Linked DNA regions of Homo sapiens: region 2 is linked to region 1. The links are chromatin loops, found by intact Hi-C in ENCODE. Cell type or tissue: CD14-positive monocyte. All regions are shown on one strand. Each heading gives the region's core, and the rest is flanking DNA. Links, peaks and the distances in the headings are about the cores only.

What was found. A loop is a pair of places that touch in the nucleus more often than their neighbours do. Peaks named below come from ENCODE experiments on the same cell type or tissue, not always from the same donor. Only the 100,000 strongest peaks of a DNase experiment are listed, where the experiment ranks them.
Region 2: it touches region 1 in a loop (2.9-fold over the local background); 3 of 110 quality-filtered maps call a loop at or near these places.

What each region holds. Positions count from the first base shown.
Region 1 is chr13:50,631,362-50,640,032 of GRCh38, reverse strand. No RefSeq gene overlaps it. Among named protein-coding and RNA genes, the nearest start is that of DLEU1-AS1, 110 kb to the right of the region's middle. RefSeq lists enhancers at 3,666-3,960, 4,357-4,556 and a silencer at 3,666-3,960. In CD14-positive monocyte, for the core only: no CTCF peak of the experiment used is centred there; DNase peaks (open chromatin) are centred at 3,842, 4,302, 4,912 and 7,322; H3K27ac peaks cover 4,494 bases.
Region 2 is chr13:50,708,759-50,717,429 of GRCh38, reverse strand. It overlaps a transcript of DLEU7 not described here. Among named protein-coding and RNA genes, the nearest start is that of DLEU7-AS1, 95 kb to the left of the region's middle. In CD14-positive monocyte, for the core only: no CTCF peak of the experiment used is centred there; DNase peaks (open chromatin) are centred at 1,839, 2,299, 2,739 and 3,349; H3K4me3 peaks cover 3,829 bases; H3K27ac peaks cover 3,987 bases.

The sequences.
Region 1 (8,671 bases), core at 2,391-7,390:
CTGAGGAGACCTGTTGTTTGAAATGCAGCCAGGAGACCACTGGCCTAGAAGATATCCATGTTTCTTTCAGCTTCAAAGGTTGAGATTCCACTCGAACTGAGCTAACAGAGCTTAGATATGTGTTTACCTGTGAAATAGAATCTGACCTCAAGAAGCTCCTCCACCCAGCTAATAGGTGGTTTGGAAAGAAAAGAAATCACATAGGTTAAGAAGGAAGGTATTAAAAAAATAAGTTCTAATTTCAAGAGAAAAAATAATTTTAGATAAAAGAATATAGGATCAGGAAAAGAAGGTGTGATTTGAGGACAAGGGAGGTAGAGAACATTTTAAAAAGTAAGCACAAAGCTAGCAGCCATTATTAATAAATTGTAAAGGCAAGTCATCCTATATTTTTTTCTGCCACAAATGACACCATGGATGACTGACGCTACAGGTTCTAACTATGTTCATAAGGTCAGGGCTGCCTGAACTCCAAGACAGCAATAAACAGACCAAGAAAAGCTTCCAGGAAAGTTGAGGGCAGGAAAGATACACTTTCTTCTTCTTGTCTGCCCTTCTCCCACCCAGCCCCTATCAAACTCGACGCAAGATTCCAAATTCAAGATGTTTCCAAATGACAGGAAAAAGGAGATCTTCTGAATCAATTTGAAAATGAAAGATAATTTAAATTATTCAGAAATGCTTTCAAGTTATTCCAGAAATATGTTAGAGCACTATGTGATGAAGCAGTCCTGATAGCCCACTGCGTATGTCTCCTAACTGAGGGATATTAAGTGCTATGTCATAAAGGACTGAAAGCTGCACCTCAAACATGATGCAGCTTCCTGTTGTGCCCATTTTTGTGATGGCAAGTTATTTAAAAAGCAATTTTTTATCTTTATATAATATGCATATTATTATGGAGCAGAATGCAGTATTTACTTTTTTTAAAATATTCAATTGTGAGACTTTAATGATATCTAGCACACATGACAGGTTCTCACCACTGTGTGCCCTCATTCACTCTCTTCCCCATTAGGCATATGTCTTTTGATGGCACAACATCAATGATACCCTACCCCTTCAAGGGATCTGGTATGTCTGTTATAGAAAGCAAACCTCTCTAATGTAAAACAGTTTGAGGGCAATCAGGGCAACATCATATACACAAAGAGAAATAATCAATTGGATCTTTGCATCTATCACATGTTCAACATGTGTTCTCAAAATAGGAAGAATTTTCCAGCATGTAATCATCCTTTTGGGCATTATCAGACTTTTAGATATCACAGGAGTAACTTAGCATTTCTACATGTAAAGATTTTTATCCATTAATTTCTCATAATTCTATAAAGCAAAATAAAAAATTTATAAAAAGCAATCCCAAAGCATAGAAAATAAAATGGAGCCTCTGAGCTTAAATCTAAATGTTGTCACTTGGAATAATTCTTTTCTTTGTGGTCAAGCCTACCTTGGTTGCCAACTTGACTCAAAATAAAAGAACTATTTCAAGTGATTTTAAAATTCAGTAACTGGTATGTTCTTGCCACTGCACTCCAGCTTGGATGACAGTGAGCCTCTGTCTCTGAAAAAAAAAAAAAAAATCGGTAATTGGGATATATCCTACAGTCAAAACAACTACAAAAAAAAAAAAAGAAAAGAAAATCTTAAACTGTTTTCAGAAATCATAGTGTTGGTAGTAGTTTTGGTATTGTTATTCTAAAACTGTTTCAGAGACATGGTAAGATAGAAAAAATGGGTGGGTAATTATATGATATTCTAATTCCATCAATCCCACTGTCATAGAAAACTTAGATACTTAGCACAGAGAAAGGAGATATAGATGGAAGATAAAAAAAATAAGACTCTACAGAACTAAATTTGCACTGGAAGTCTCAATATGAACTCTCAATATATTTCATGCTAAAAAAAATCCCAAGAAACAATGAACAACCTAGTAACAATGAATGCTCCCAGTTTCTAGACTGTGGCCCACATACCATTTTTCAGTAAAAGAAACCAAGATTCTCAAGAGAAATATGATTCTAGATCTGAAATACACAAGATGAATCAAATGATTCAAAAGCCAACTCAAATAGGCTCCCACTGGCCAAAGATGTGACATTTATGCATTCAAAAGAACAAAGACGGCCGGGCGCAGTGGCTCACGCCTGTAATCCCAGCACTTTGGGAGGCCGAGGTGGGTGGATCACGAGGTCAGGAGATCGAGATCATCCTGGCTAACACAGTGAAACCCCGTCTCTACTAAAAATACAAAAAAATTAGCCTGGCGTGGTGGCGGGTGCCTGTGGTCCCAGCTATTCGGGAGGCTGAGGCAGGAGAATGGCGTGAACCTGGCAGGCGGAGCTTGCAGTGAGCCGAGATCATGCCACTGCACTCCAGCCTGGGCAACAGAGCAAGACTCCATCTCAAAAAAAAAAAAAAAATAGCACAAAGACTGCAATTAGCTAAAAGATGCAAAATATATTTAAATTCATGACTTCATAATTTTTTTAAAAAAACTCAGTAGTTATCTTCAAATATTTTTCATTATTGAAAACAGACAAATTAAGGGAGAGAATCAAGCACCTATCCTGTCTTCCCCATTAGAAACAGCTCTGAATAACATAACGGTCAATCAGGGAAAGTTTCTCTTTATAGAAGTTATTATTCTGGCTAATAAATGAAGAAGTAACATAGACTAACACCATTTAAAAAATCCCTAATGAATTAACAGAGAACCATATTAATTAATGCCACAAGGATACAATTGACAAAATCCAAACTGTGGGAAACCTTGGCTTATTCAACAGATAAATTGAAAGGACTACATAACAAGAGGTGGAAATAGAACTTATTAATTAATAAAGACTTAGGAACATATCCACTAGTCACAAGATTTCCAGTGATCTCACAAATATAATTTTTAAAGTTTGGTTTATTTGAATCCCGTTTCAAAGAAACTGAACTTTAAAAATTGTATTTATGAGACCACTGGAAATTTGAATACCGAGTTCTCTAATCAGCAGAAACAGATCTAATCAGCAGAAATGGATACTGAAGATTATTCTGAAAATACAGCCCATAAGGAGTTTGCAGAAATCCTTGGGAGGGTAATAGACTTCCCATGATCTATGGGAGGGCTATTGCAGTTCCAAAAGCTTATGTCTAGGTCCTTCCACCCCATAAGCCCTAATACATGCATTAATCACCCTTTTTCACCCTAAGTGACCAAATAACTGATCTGAGGAAGCACCCAGGAGGCTTGGGATATACTCCTGATTGTCATTAGTTACCACATGACTTACGACCGGCACTCAATTTATTTGGTCCTCAGTTACCACATTGGTACAATGAGAATAGCTTCAGGTTCTAAACATGACAATGATTCTATTCTAACTCGTGGTGTTGTGAATTGGTGCAAGGGGTGGGTAACCAGCAGCGAGCAGACTGAAACTCACAAATAGGTCCGCAGGTGATGTGTCCTTTCTTGTGTTGGCATCCCCAGAGAGGCGGACTATGGCCAGAGCAGCGACAAACACACTGAGGGGCCTTGCGGCAAGGGAGACATCCCACTTCCTGTTGTTTTCCATCGTTATAGGAGTGGGGTCTGTCTCTGAATTACAGCCTCTTGGTGTGAGAGCAGTCTGAGAAAATCAATATTTTGGGCTCAGCTACTAAGCTGCCTGAGCTTAGGTTCTAGCTGTTTAGGGGATTGCTAGGAAATGCCAGAGGCTCAGCACCTGGAGGCTTTAGGGGTCCTAAACCTGTGGGAAGTTAGTTTGAGACAGCCACTCCCACTGGAGAAAGGAATGTCCCTGGTCCTATGAGAACTTGTAGCCTCTCCTAGGAGAGGTGGGGCTTTCAGGCTACCTTGGTTGCCAGGCAACCCAGAGAAAGCTCTCAGGCCAGGGTAATTTACATACTCATTCTGCTTGTCTCCACAATTAGGTATCTATGTGGGTAATTTACTTAAACAAAGTTTGACATTTATTCATATTGTTACCAAGCAAAAGGCCTTGCTGCCTGAAGTGCTAGAAACCAATACTATGACACTGGGGTTTTGAGAAAATAAAAGCTTTTTATTGTAGGTCGACCAACAAGGGGACAGAAGTTCAGCTCAAATCTGTCTCCTTGTGCTGACTTTAAGGCAGTATTTTTATTAGAAAAGGGTTAGGGGTGGATTCTGAGATTAACTGGTGATTGGTGGAAGGAAAGGGGAGATCCAGAAAATCCTTGGCACACACAGTTATCTCTGCACGCTTCCTCATGGGTCACATGTTGCAAATTTGGGGGAAGTTAGTGTGAAACATGCAGTGGAAATTTGGGTTGTGACATCAGCAAGCTCGTTCTGCACTGACTCCATTTGGCCATATTGGTTCCAACTGATTTCAGCTAGGTTTGTTATGTTGCAAGCAGAGGGAGTTTCCGCATTTCAGCAAGTTTTTTCTTTTCTTATCTAGTCACTGGTTTCTTTAACTGTTTGGGTCACAGTTTCAATAATACAAAATGTCTTGAGTTTCTAGCATGAGAGAGGAACAAGAGACACAGCAATGAAGAGGCCAGATGGCTCATGGAATTTTCATTCTAGACTATGACATCTCCAAAGTGTCTATAATTTTCTATTCATTTCCCTATGTTTGCTGTAATGCTTTGCCCTAAAGATACAAAAGGGTATGGATTCTTCACTGCATTTTCTCTTATCTCTATCTCTCTGTAACATTTCTTCTTCTGTAAAGGGAACAGATTGGAATTGACAGACTCTAAGGATCTTTTCAGGGCAGAAGTCTTGTTATATGAACGTTACGGTAATTAAAAAGACACCTGGGAAAGAGTCATATGAAAACTGAACTCAGAAGGAGAGCCCTAGGTGGAGGACAATGGGGAACTGGAATTTCTTTGCCCTGATTTCAGAAGCTTCCAGTTGTTTCTGAGATAGCTCTTGAAAAATTGCTGTTAACCTGGTACTCTCTAGTCATAAACATGCTCAGACTTAGGAAGTAGAGTCACAGATGAGGTTCCACAAAATTATAGCGATGCGGGATAGGATACAGGCATGTCAAGACAATGTGACTTTGAAAAGATGATAAGGCCTTTAAGGCCTGGAAGCACCTGATGTGACCAGATCAGAAGGTAATCTTTGGAAATTGAATCCTATCTTATATATCTGTGTTTCTCCCCCATTGATTTTCCTTGAGAATTAATTAAATTCTGAGAGTGCTCTCAGCCTATCACAGCTATGCTAAAGGGAGCCAATGATATTATTCCTACTCAGATTAACTGGGGCATACAATTTTATATTTTGAGGTAAAAGCAAGGCTCTCCACCCCACAGCATCCCAAAGTGCCATGGTCAGCCTCTGCACTCCTGTTAGAGTTTACTCTATACTCTCCAGACCAGGAGCCCCCAACCCCAGGGCCACAGACTGGTACTGGTCTGTGGCCTGTTAGGAACTGGGCCACACAGCAGGAGGTGAGTGACAGGTGAGTGAGAGAAGCTTCATCTGTATTTACAGCTGCTCCTCATAGCTTGCATTACCACCTGAGCCCTGACTCCTGTCAGATCAGCAGGCAGCATTAGATTCTCATAGGAGTGCAAACCCTATTGTGAACTGTGTATGCGAGGGATCTCGGTTGCATGCTCCTCATGAGAGTCTAATGCCTGATGATCTGTCACTGTCTCCCATCACCCCGACATGGGACCACCTAGTTGCAGGAAAACAAGCTCAGGGCTCCCACTGATTCTACATTATGTCAGATTGTATAATTGTTTCATTATATATCACAATGTAATAATAATGGAAATAAAGTGTACAATAAACCAGAATGCACTTGAATCATCCTGAAACCATCTCCCCACCCCGGGTCCATGGAAAAATTGCCTTCCACGAAACTGGCCCCTGGTGCCAAAAAGGCTGGAGACTGCTGCTCTAGATACTCTCTCACTTGAACATATAGAATTATCAGATGGGGCAACTCTGCTCTACCAGGACAGGTTTCCCAAACTCCAAATGCAGAGAAGGAATGGCTGGGGGTCTAGAATCTTTTCCCTCACAAGACTTCAGAACTCTTTCTGCAAACTTCTTCACTTCGTCTCTGAGCTTTGTGTACTAACAGAAAACTAAGGTGATGGAAAAGGGCAAGGAACTAAGACAGGTGACAGAAAAGGGCAAACAGCGTGTGCTCACCTTGCACTTGCTCAACTGAGAAGGTTCAGCCAAGGGACTCATGAAGAACAGAAGGTATCTAACCCAAAGTGGCTTTTGACTTTTCCTAGACTGAAAGGAGCTGGCAACTCCACCAGCTAAACATGGATTTAGGCACAGACTCATCATCCAGCATTCTGTCACCCACTCCAGGGCCTGACCAGCACACTTAAGGAGGTTCCATGGAAGTGACCAGGGTGTGGAGAAAAAGCAGAGTGGAAGGCAGAGTGGGTGCTGGACCAGCTGGTCTCTAGACTGCAGAGCTATGAGACTTCCTGGCAGTCTTAAGTCTTAGAGCATTGGCGTTTCATTTCATTTAGAGGCCGACTTCTTCCACATCATCTTCAGAAACAGGAAAGGAAGCTGGGCACTGTGGCTTATACCTGTAATCCCAGATGCTCAGGAGGTTGAGGCAGGAGGATCACTTGAGGCCAGGAGTTTGAGACCACCCTGAGCACATAGCAAGACCCCATCTCTATTTTACACACACACACACACACACACACACACACACACACTAAAAATAAACTTCAAATATTAAAAATGGGAAAGGATTGTGTTCTCTTTACTCTCTCTGTCATCTCTGACTACATTATACTTTTATAATTAGTGAACCACAAAATAATCACATAGCTTCAACAGGAAGTTGAAGATGTAAAGGAATTCTTTAGAAAACAATGAGTTTTGCAACATGAATAATTTTCTCCAAATTCTTCTGATTCTAAGTCCCCATTTTCCCTACATATCTGTAGTTGGACTGTTTTAATGAGGCAATGGAAACCTATTGCAGGTGTTTGATCTGGGGGTAGACCTAGGATCTGTCTTCTTTTAAGTAGAACATTGTGCTAATGCCTACAAGGTTAAAGGCTCAGAAGTGTAATCTCCATAAAGGGACCTCTGAGCTGGGAATGTGGTTGTGAACTTACTTGGACAACCTTGGATAACCTTGAAAGACGTATTCTAAACTTGCCCACTTAGGAAGTTGCCTACTTGAAGCACTCGCCCATCTGTAAGTTGGGATAATTCTTGTCCTATTTATTACACAGAGATGTATATATTGTTCCAGCTGTAAATCAAAATGGATGCTCTCATATGAGGAAGGGGAAAGACAGCACCAATGGGAAGCTGACTGCAACTTCAGAAAATGAAGGAGAGTAAGTTTGTAAAGCATTGAAGGGAAGTGATGAAGACACAAGATACTGCTGGGTGGAAAAGCAGGAACAGCCATGTGCAGGGCAACAAGAGATTGATTAAAAAGATAGAATATGCCTCTTTTTGGTACTAGCTGTCTGGTGGGATGAATAATACCTTATACAAAATATAAAACGAAAATTCTTCCTTCATAACCTTTATCTCACGTGGATCTACATCCCTCCCCAGAGGCAACCTCTGGTATCTGTTAGGGGCTATCCTTCAAGACTATTCCTATGCAGTAGTGATGGTAAATGTACACGGATACCTAAATTAAAATTTTAAACCTGTATTTCAGAAAACTAGGCTTTAAAACTAAATTACTTTAATAACTTGTAACTGCACTGACTTTCAGGACATGCAATATCTCTTTATACAATTTTAACTCAGAATTTTTATTAATTCTATCATTTTAATTATAAGGATATATTAGGTACATGTTATGACCACCATTTTCACTAGGATTTTATGCACATTGATTAATTTTTCCAAGTGAATTTTACTACCCATACTTTAATTATATGGCCCATTTTCTATACGATGTGGTTATGTTTTTTGTTTTTTGTTTTTTTATCTAGATGGAGTCTCACTCTGTCGCTCAGGCTGCAGTGCAGTGGCACAATCTTGGCTCACTGCAACCTCTGCCTCCTGGGTTCAGGTTATTCTCTTGCCTCAGCCTCCCAAGCAGCTGGGATTACAGGCAATTACCACCACGCCTGGCTAATTTTTGCATTTTTAGTAAAGATAGGGTTTCACCATGTTGGCCAGGCTGGTCTTGAACTCCTGACCTCAGGTGATCTGCCTGCCTTGGCCTTCCAAAGTGCTGGGATTACAGGCCTGAGCCACCACATCTGGCCTGGTTATGTTTTTCTGTCTTGTATTTGTGTTTGAAAAGTTATTTGAATTAGTATGATTTGTCATTTTATCTTTTCACCTTTTCAAGATTTAGATTACTGATTTGTCATATTTTGTAGTTTTGTCAGTGTGAATTTTGTTCTGTATCTTTTTATTTTACTCTTACAAAATCCAACTTTCTTGTATCAAATTTTGCAGATCTAAAATTCTCCAGGATTTTATTTTTTCCTGTTTACATTAATGCATGAGCAAATCTCACTTTGTGTAGTTTTAGCTTTTGTCAGTTCTCTGTTCTTTTCACTGGTGACATTTGTTATGAATTGAATACATTACTGATTGTTTTCATTCAATTCTCAGATAATCCATGAGGGAAGTATGAGTAAGTCCTTTTTCCTTGTGTTTCAGAATTGCTCTGTTGCTTGAGTTATTCTGTTGTGTTGC
Region 2 (8,671 bases), core at 1,465-6,464, 78 kb before region 1:
GTTGCCTTTCTCCAGACCTGTTCTGTTTCCTTGCCCTCTCTGGCCTCTTTCTGGCTCCATTTACCTTTTCCACTAGTTTACCAGATGATTCATCAACTTTCTGGCATTTTCCACTTACCATCTGTGTCCAGCATCCTGGTAAAATCCAATAAACTTTCTAATATCCAGCATCCCATTAACTATATCCTTGTATATAGCAAATTCACTGGGAGTGGATAGTCATATGATGGCCTCAAGGCAAAGGGCTCTACCACTTTTTGAATACCCACTGTGTGCCAAGTTCTGTGCTGGTTGCATCAACTAAATCATCTCACTTAAAGCTAAAGTATTAAAGATCCTAAAAAGCCATTTTACAGAAAGATTAGATTATTTTCAATTTATTATTCAGAATAAATATATCTTTTTTCTTTAACTTCTCAAATAGTTATTGAATTGTATTGGTTTAAATTAAATGCGTCATGTGTATATATAGTATTAATTCAAGAGATACAAAAGGAAATTGAGTGAAAAATAAGTCTGCCTCCTTCCCATCACTCTCATGTCTCTACCTAGAGGCAATTATTGTCAACAGTTTTTGATGTGTCTTTCAAAAAATAGTCCATTAAGCCTGGTGTACTAGATCTCTTTTAAAAGTTTACAACCTGTTACAGAATATATATAAATGTTCAATTACTAGTAACACCTTATTACATATACAGATTACAACTTAGAAATATATTTTCATGACCATTATGTCATTTGATTCTCCCTACAATCCTATGAACAAGGCAGGGGAGACATTGTTGTTACCACCTTACACATGAAGAAACCAATGCTCAAAAATGTAAAATGATCTGCCCACGTGTATATAGTTAGTGAGAGTCCCAGTTCTAGAACAATAACTAGTCTAATGCTCTTTCCGTGACATCACGGAAAAGGTAGCCCAAGGATTAGAGATCAAAAAACATTAGCCTTCCTCGATCAGTCAAAGTACTCTTTCTGTATAGTGTCAATTAACAGAGAATTTACTATGTTCAATATGGTACCAAGAGGGCATTATTCCATGTAAATAATATAGCATATAAAAACTCAATATTCTGGCTTTGCAACTGTGGTCATTAAGCTGTAACCAAACATTTCAATGAAACAAGGGCTTGAGTTCCTGTTAATGGAGATGTTTGGCCCTTCTCTTGAGATAGCCCTTGGTGATCAGAACCTACACATTGCTAGAGAAGGGTTGGGGCATTTGTGAATCTGGTCTATTAAACAAAAAAGACCAAGCAGGAAGCAATTCTATTCTTTCTTAGAACTGCCCAGTGAACTTGTTTCCTTATTTGGTGATAAAATCCTAGGTTGATCTAACATTTATGCCACCTTTCAGTTACTAACAAATACTTTGTGTTTTGAGATCTTGAAGGTCCAGTTCAGTCTAACATCAAAGCTTCCTGTGTCCCCAGCCCAGACCTGCCTCAGCAGGGTGTGGAGGGGAAGCAGTGCATGGCCAGGTGGCAGGGAGCTGCAGGGTAGCAGCAAGGTGTGCCAGGGCATGACAGCCAAACTTACCTTTCTGCTACTCTTCTTTGGCTCTTCTGCTGCCTTTGGGTCCTCCCACATCAGAACAGCAGTAGGGAGGAAAGGCAAGGTTGTGATTTGGTAGCATTATCTGGCATAGACGTTGTCTGAAGGCCGATGATTTTCTCAAGTGGAATCTTCGGAGTTTTTCCGAAACACCTCCACTAGGGAGCTGCCATTGTAGCTTCCTAACACACGTCTCCTCCAGCTATGACTTCCCCTCCTCCATCTCCGACTTCTTCCTGCTGGGGTTCCTTGTGTCTCCTGTTGGTTCCTCCTTTTGAGTGGAGCCCCATTCTCGGCTGATAGCCCAGTTCCGTTCCCTGAGTCCTCCAGGGCAACATCCCCTTTGCTGCGCCATCGGCGGAAGTGCGACTTCTCCAGCTCTCGCCCCCTTTCTCCTTTAGCTGCCACCGGCTGCTCTGTCTAGCTTCTCACCTGCTGGCTTTTCAGGTACTAATCTCTATGTGGTAGGCTGAATAAGGCCCCCACCAAAGATGTCCTTTTCCTAATCCCCAGAACCTGTGAATAGCTTACATTACACGGCAACAGGGACTTTGCAGATGTGGTTAAGGTAACAGATTTTTAGATGAGGGGATTATCCTGGATTATCGGGTAGGCTCAAAATAATTACATGATCCTTTAAAAGCAGAGAACATTTCCCGACGAAAGTCAGAGAGATGAGGCCTCGTGAGAAGGATTCCACACACTCACACTCTCGCTGGCTCTGAGATGTAGGTGCCCTTGTGCAAGAATCAGAGAGAGGCTGCAAGGAGCCAGTGGCAGTTCCCGCCGACAGCCCGCAGGGAAGCAGGGACCTCAGTCCATCAGGCAAATTGAACTGAATTCCGCCAACAAGGCGCAGAGGCCTGGAAACAGATGCTTCATTAGAGCCTCTAGGAGGGAGTACAGCCTGGCCAACACCTTGATTTCAGCCCTGTGAGGCTTGAAGCCCACACACCAGCCGCGCCCACTGGACTTCTAACCTACAGAACTGTGAGGTAGTAATTTTGCTATTTTTAAGCTGTTAAATGTGTGCTAATTTGTTTCAGCAGCAATAGACACTAATACATTCTATGTTCCCCAAAGCCTAGGGGTCCTAGGTCAGCTCTCCAAGTAATTCTCTGAAGGCCCCCTCTTATTTGCGTAAGATGAGGGGAAAACACATGAGAAGGGAGGAGGAAGCATTTTAGCAGCCTGAAAGCTCTGTCTCATGAAATCCTTGCCGTCCTCATTAATTTACAAGTCTCCCCTTGCGTAGCTAAGATTTGAGCGATGGTTTCAGGGTTATTGGACCATTTTTTTGGTCACTCCTTAGCAGATGACATCTCCTGAGAATAGATGAGCATTTTTAACAATATTTTTTTTTCTCAGCTCAAAGATGTCAGCTAGCACTGAGAAAACAGGAAAAGTCTCATTTTAATATCCTGTTACTTAAAGGTATTCACAGAATGGCTTACCGTTTTAGGTTTAACATTCTAATGATATGCCAGATGGACTGGGGTTGCTCGGAAAAAGCTGGGTGACAGGAGAAGGAGTTGAGATCCCAGAAAGAGAATTCACCACTAGGGTGGGAAGACAGACAGGTCAGAAAATAGCCACGTTGCCCAAGACCGGAATTAATGTGGATGAAACAACGCTTCTAGCCCTAGACCTCAGGCATGGCGGGATCCAAGGCAGAGGTGAGAAGGGAGTTTGTGTTCAGTGGCTCACCAGTAAGCAGGACTCTTATGCCTTCCTACAATGATCCTGCAAGAATGGAATAAACTGAGACTACATAGCTTGAGTATGTGCAATAGTTGACCACTTCCTTTCTGTGTTTTGTGGTTTCACAACTTGAGTTTCCAACAGAGCATGGGAGTGAGGGGAGTCAGAGACAGAGCAGCAGTTCTGTAACACAGCCGACAGTCTTCATGAGGGTAGGGGCAAGGCCCTACTGCCCGGTCCGGGAGGCCACATGCGGGCAGAGTCTGGGTCGTTTTCACATCTGCGGAATGATGTGTGTCTGAGGAGGGAGGCAGGTGGGAGACAACTTCCTTACAGTCCCCATCCCGTGTTGCTGCCTTTAATGAGCTTTTAGGAGGCATGATTTCATAGCCTAGTTTATTTTATAATCAAGCCCAGCTTCCTCTGTTAGACCAATCAGTACCTATTAACTGAATGCCTACCGTATGCAGGCTTATGACGCCAGGAACAAATACGTCCATGATGCTGTTGCTGTTTAGGAATTGTAAGATCATGGATAGAACCCCTTTCCTGTCAAGAGCTCACTTTTTCCATAGAGTGAAGGGCAGCTGTAAGGTTATTTCTAGAATTCTATTTTCCTTCCCTTCTCATTTCAGGAAGAAGAAGATGAACATAAAATACAAAGAAAAAGATTAATATAAAGTATAAAGATAGCTATAGAGAAGTCTTCTTCCTGGGTTGTTTGACTCGAAATTAGGGTCCTTCTATGCATATTTTGTGTTTCTCATGTAATTATCTATAATGGGTAGCCAAGAAATGTGTGTTAGCCCATATCTCCAGTACCTAATGCCATTCCTAAAATGCAATATAGTGCTCAGTAAATAATTGTTGAATCAATGAATATAAAAAATGCAAAGCAAGCATTTGAGATATTATGCTACATTTCTTTCAGCTTCAACTCCTGGCTAATGAGTGAAGAAGGTCACTGTAGGAGTGTGAGGACCATCAGGAGCTTCATATTTCAATAACCAGTGCCAAATTCTGAATGCCAGATGGGATGAGATGGGATGTTAAACCACTTCTTATTACCACGTTGTTGGCCTCCATTGCCTTCGTATTGGTCTCCAATTGCATGGTCTCTGTGGATCTCTGACTTCTTATTACCTCCGATTGGAACGCGCCACAAATCATCCTGCTTTCTTTATCCTCTCTCACCTCCAAGTAATCCTGTCATCTTGCTCCAATTAGAGCCGCTTCCATTAAGAAGATCGTGACAAATTCCCTACCCCTGTTTGCTCTTCAGGAAAATTATCCCCTGGAAAAGTGGATGTTATAGTCGCTTTTCAGAATGTATTGTCTGAATTTCTTGTCTTCCAACATTCTCCTAAGCCAGTTACCTTTGCACTGAAGTAGAATTCAAAAGGAGATAGAGGTTCTGAATTTCTTCCTTTGACCAGATGGAAGTCGTTACATCAGAATGCTGATGACTGCAAAATCTTGGACATATTGTTTTCACAATTAGGAAATGGCAAACACAAAGTTCTTCAGTGCAAAGCCAGCATGCGAGTTCAGCTTCCATTTGCTGCTATAAATTTTGTTCTTGTTGCTGCCAGTAAACACCAACTGTTCAAGTGAAATAGTAAATCCAAATGTGCCTGTTGGATGAGAGTAAAAAAATTATATGCTGCATAAATGCTGATGCAAAAGGATTTTTCAACACACTAAACCAGGGTAGGGAAAGGAACCGAGAAAGAAAGTTGAACTGAATGCAGCTCTCACTAACAACTTCTTGGTAAAAGCACTAAAAAAGCTCTTGATAGAATGTTGATTCAACATACTGTTTAAACCTCAAGGAAAAAAACAAACGCAGAATTGGGATATTGGCCTTAGGATATCTGCTTAAAGTCCTACTTTGAGCTCTCATCAGGGTTACCAAAGAAGGCGTACATAGATTGTTACAAATCAAAGCAAAGAAAAATCCCAAAGTTCCCTCAAAACTGATGTGGGCACTTGGCCCAGAAGTTGTTTGCTAATGATCAGTCTAACAGCTGAAAGTCAAAGTCAGTGGCTAGTACCATCTGCAATAGGATTTAGGAAGTTTTGATCTCACAAATTTACTGTAAGGCTAATCAATGAATGTTTGTACTCAGGTCTCCCTACAGTTAAATTTAATGTGTAACTGGAATTACGATTCAAAGAGATAGTTTCATAAATGGTCCCTGAAATTTAATTTTGGATTACCTAAGTTTACAATGGATTTCTCTTCTCCTTTCCCCAATATTTTTCTTACGCAGAAAAAAAAAAAAAAAATCCTGTGTGACCTTGGAGCTGGCTGCCCTGAGTCCCAGGCTCTGATTTGATTCTGATGCTCCAGAGCCTGCTTTCTCATGTAGGTATAGGTAGTAATGCCCCCCGCCCCCGCCACTGGGTCATTGTGAGGGTTAAACAAGATAATACTTGTTAAATGCCTGGCACAGCCCTTGCACATAAAATGTCCTTAATAATATTAATTCCCCTTCCAGATTAGACTTTGCAAACAAATGATTGAAAAACAGAACATTCACGTGGATTGGATTCTCTAGCGTGATAAGGCTCCAGGCCAAGAACCATGCAGTAAAGATCTTCCAAACCAAAGTATTTCAGCATCTGAGAATGGCTAGGGCTTATCTTCATGGCTAAAATAAGCATTTTAATATAAAGCAGGCTTTTTTCTTCATTTTCTTATGGAAAGGAAAGCATTTTCAGAATAATGGTTAAAATCTGTCCTTTGTAGATCTGAAAATGTGAGCAAGTTTCATACCGAAGTCAAGATCTACTGAAAGTGTTAGATGAATATATAAGGACCAGACGCTGCTGTCAAAAATAAAACAGATGCTGGTGTCTTGAATGCCTCCATGTGCCAAAGCTGAGTTCTTTGACTTATTTTTGTCATTGAATTAATTGGTATATCTGGTTTAATTGGCCAAATTGTTTTTGCTTAAATGTTCACATTTTCATTGTTATATTGATATACTCAATATTTTTGAGGGTACAGAAAATACCAATATTGGCAAATTTGGTATTTTTGCCAATTTTGTGTGTTCAGAAGAAAAATTGTTCATTTCCAGATCCCAGATTTATGGAAATTTAAAAATATATAGTAAAGTGTTGGTTTCTCCTTATGGTTACATCTGAATGTATATAAATTATCAGAGTCTGTGTGCATTTATTTCCATAGAAAATAATACCAGCAGAGACACAGCCAAACCAAGTTGAACCTTGCTGAGTGGATTTGAAGAAACACAGGCCAACTCAGGGCAAGGCAAACCCAAGAGATAGAAAGTCTAAAATAGTAATAATCAGCCTTTGAAACATTTTCCCTTGAAAAAGGCATCTCAGTCCCATCCTATATTTACAGACCAGAAGAGACACACATGTGTTCTACGTATGACACAGAAAGTAAAACCAAAAGGCTCATTCTGAATGCCCAGTCCAGCTTGAATTGAAACCTTTGTGAAAAAGTAGTGCTTTTGATTCAAAGGAGCTCAGGTTTGAAAGGGAGATGTGAAGTCTAACATCCCATCTATCTGATGCCTGGTCTTCCTTTACACAGTTCTGGCAAAGATGCCAACCAATTGATACTTGAACATCTATAGAAATGAGCAACTCATGCCCTAGAGAAGAACACTCTGCCTTTGAATAATATTATTAGAAAATGTGTTCTTATTTTGGACCAAGGCCTATTTCTCTGTAACTGCCACTTATGGCTTCTATTTCTATCACTCAGGGGTCACAGGCAGGCAGAATTCCATTTCCAGTGACAATTAGTCTTACAAACATTAAGGCAAAGCTCACAAATTAGCCCACATAGTATTTTAGATAATTGTAAATTAGCTACTAACATTTGAAAATTAGAAAACTACCCACAGAAATTTGTATTTTCAACTAACGAAATTGCTGATTCTCTGAAAGCAATGGGCCACATTCCCAAATGGTAAAACTAGTACCCCCTTATCCACAGTTTCACTTTCTGCAGTTTGAGCTACCTGTGATCAACCATAGTCTGAAAATATTAAGTGGAAAGTGCCAGAAATAAACAATGTATATGGTTTAAATTGCACACTGTTCTGGGTAATGAAATCTCTGAGTCCCACTCTGTGTTGCCTGGGATGTGAATCACCCCTTTGTTCAGCATAGATGCTACCTGCCCATTGGTCACTTAGTAGCTGTCTCAGTTATTAGATGGAAAAAAAAGCCATAGTATATATAGAGTTCTGTATTACCCATGGTTTCAGGCATCCACTGGGAGGGGAGTGTCTTGGAATATATCTCGGTAGATAAAGGGATACTACTGTACTTGGCTGAGCTGAGTAGCTGCTGCCACTTTCAGACAGGGAATGTGCTGGCCTTTTTGCCACAGTCCTCACTACTCCCTATTACTGTGCACTGAGCCTGCTTTCCTCATTTTCTGATACTTAACTGGCCTCTGAGACATTTGCCCTTCTAGTTCTTACTGTGTCCTCTCTAAGGCTTCTTTGCTTCAGGAGATTTATCCTCACTTTCTCACTCTTCCCCTCTGCAAGAAAAACCTCATGCATGCCTGAAGCCTAGACCTGCTGAATGACAGTGCACCTAGAAAACTGACAACTGATTCATCCAATCTCACAATCAATCCTCAGAAATGTGCTGGGGTAAATATATAGCTATAGACCTTAGAATCATTTTAGATAGCATAAGGGTAGGATGTGGAGGTTGTAAAAAACCTGTGCACATGGAACAAAATAGCTTCTCATGCCTGCTAAAGGCCTAATTCCAGATAGTTGTTATTATTTGCAGCTGTAAATCCTCATAAGCACTCAAATCAGTACCTACAACCAAGAGCACGCTATGAGGTTTTCTGCTTTGTTTAGTTGCCTCTATGATGTTTAATGCCTTCGGTATTAAAGAAAATCTCACTCAGCCAGTGTCTGTTGGTGACTTACTACCAGTTGCATCATAGTCCTCCATATTCTGGAAAAGTGAAGAGTCCCTGATTTTGAATCCAAGCACCTCCACTGAATAGCTGAATGACCTTGGGGAAATTGTTTAACACCTCTGAGCCTCAGATTCTCCATCTGGAAAATGAGGATAGTAAATAGGTAAGCCCTATTACTATTCTCATGATGTGAGAAATACATGAGACACACATATAGCGCATAGAGCCGCCCTTGGTTCATATTAATCGCTCACTGGTATTCATATATAATTCCTGTACATTATAGCAGACCACTCCCACAGTGCCTCAGCCTTTCCCACATCTGGGCATACAGGATCAACTTCTGAGTGCCAGCACTTGTGAGTCTTGCTGAAAGTTTTCTCCTACACCCAGTTTTTTCAGTCCCTATACACTGTGGCAGGCTGGAAATGTAGGGGAGTTAATAGCCCTCCTCTCTTCCCCCAGGAGTTGCCTCTACCA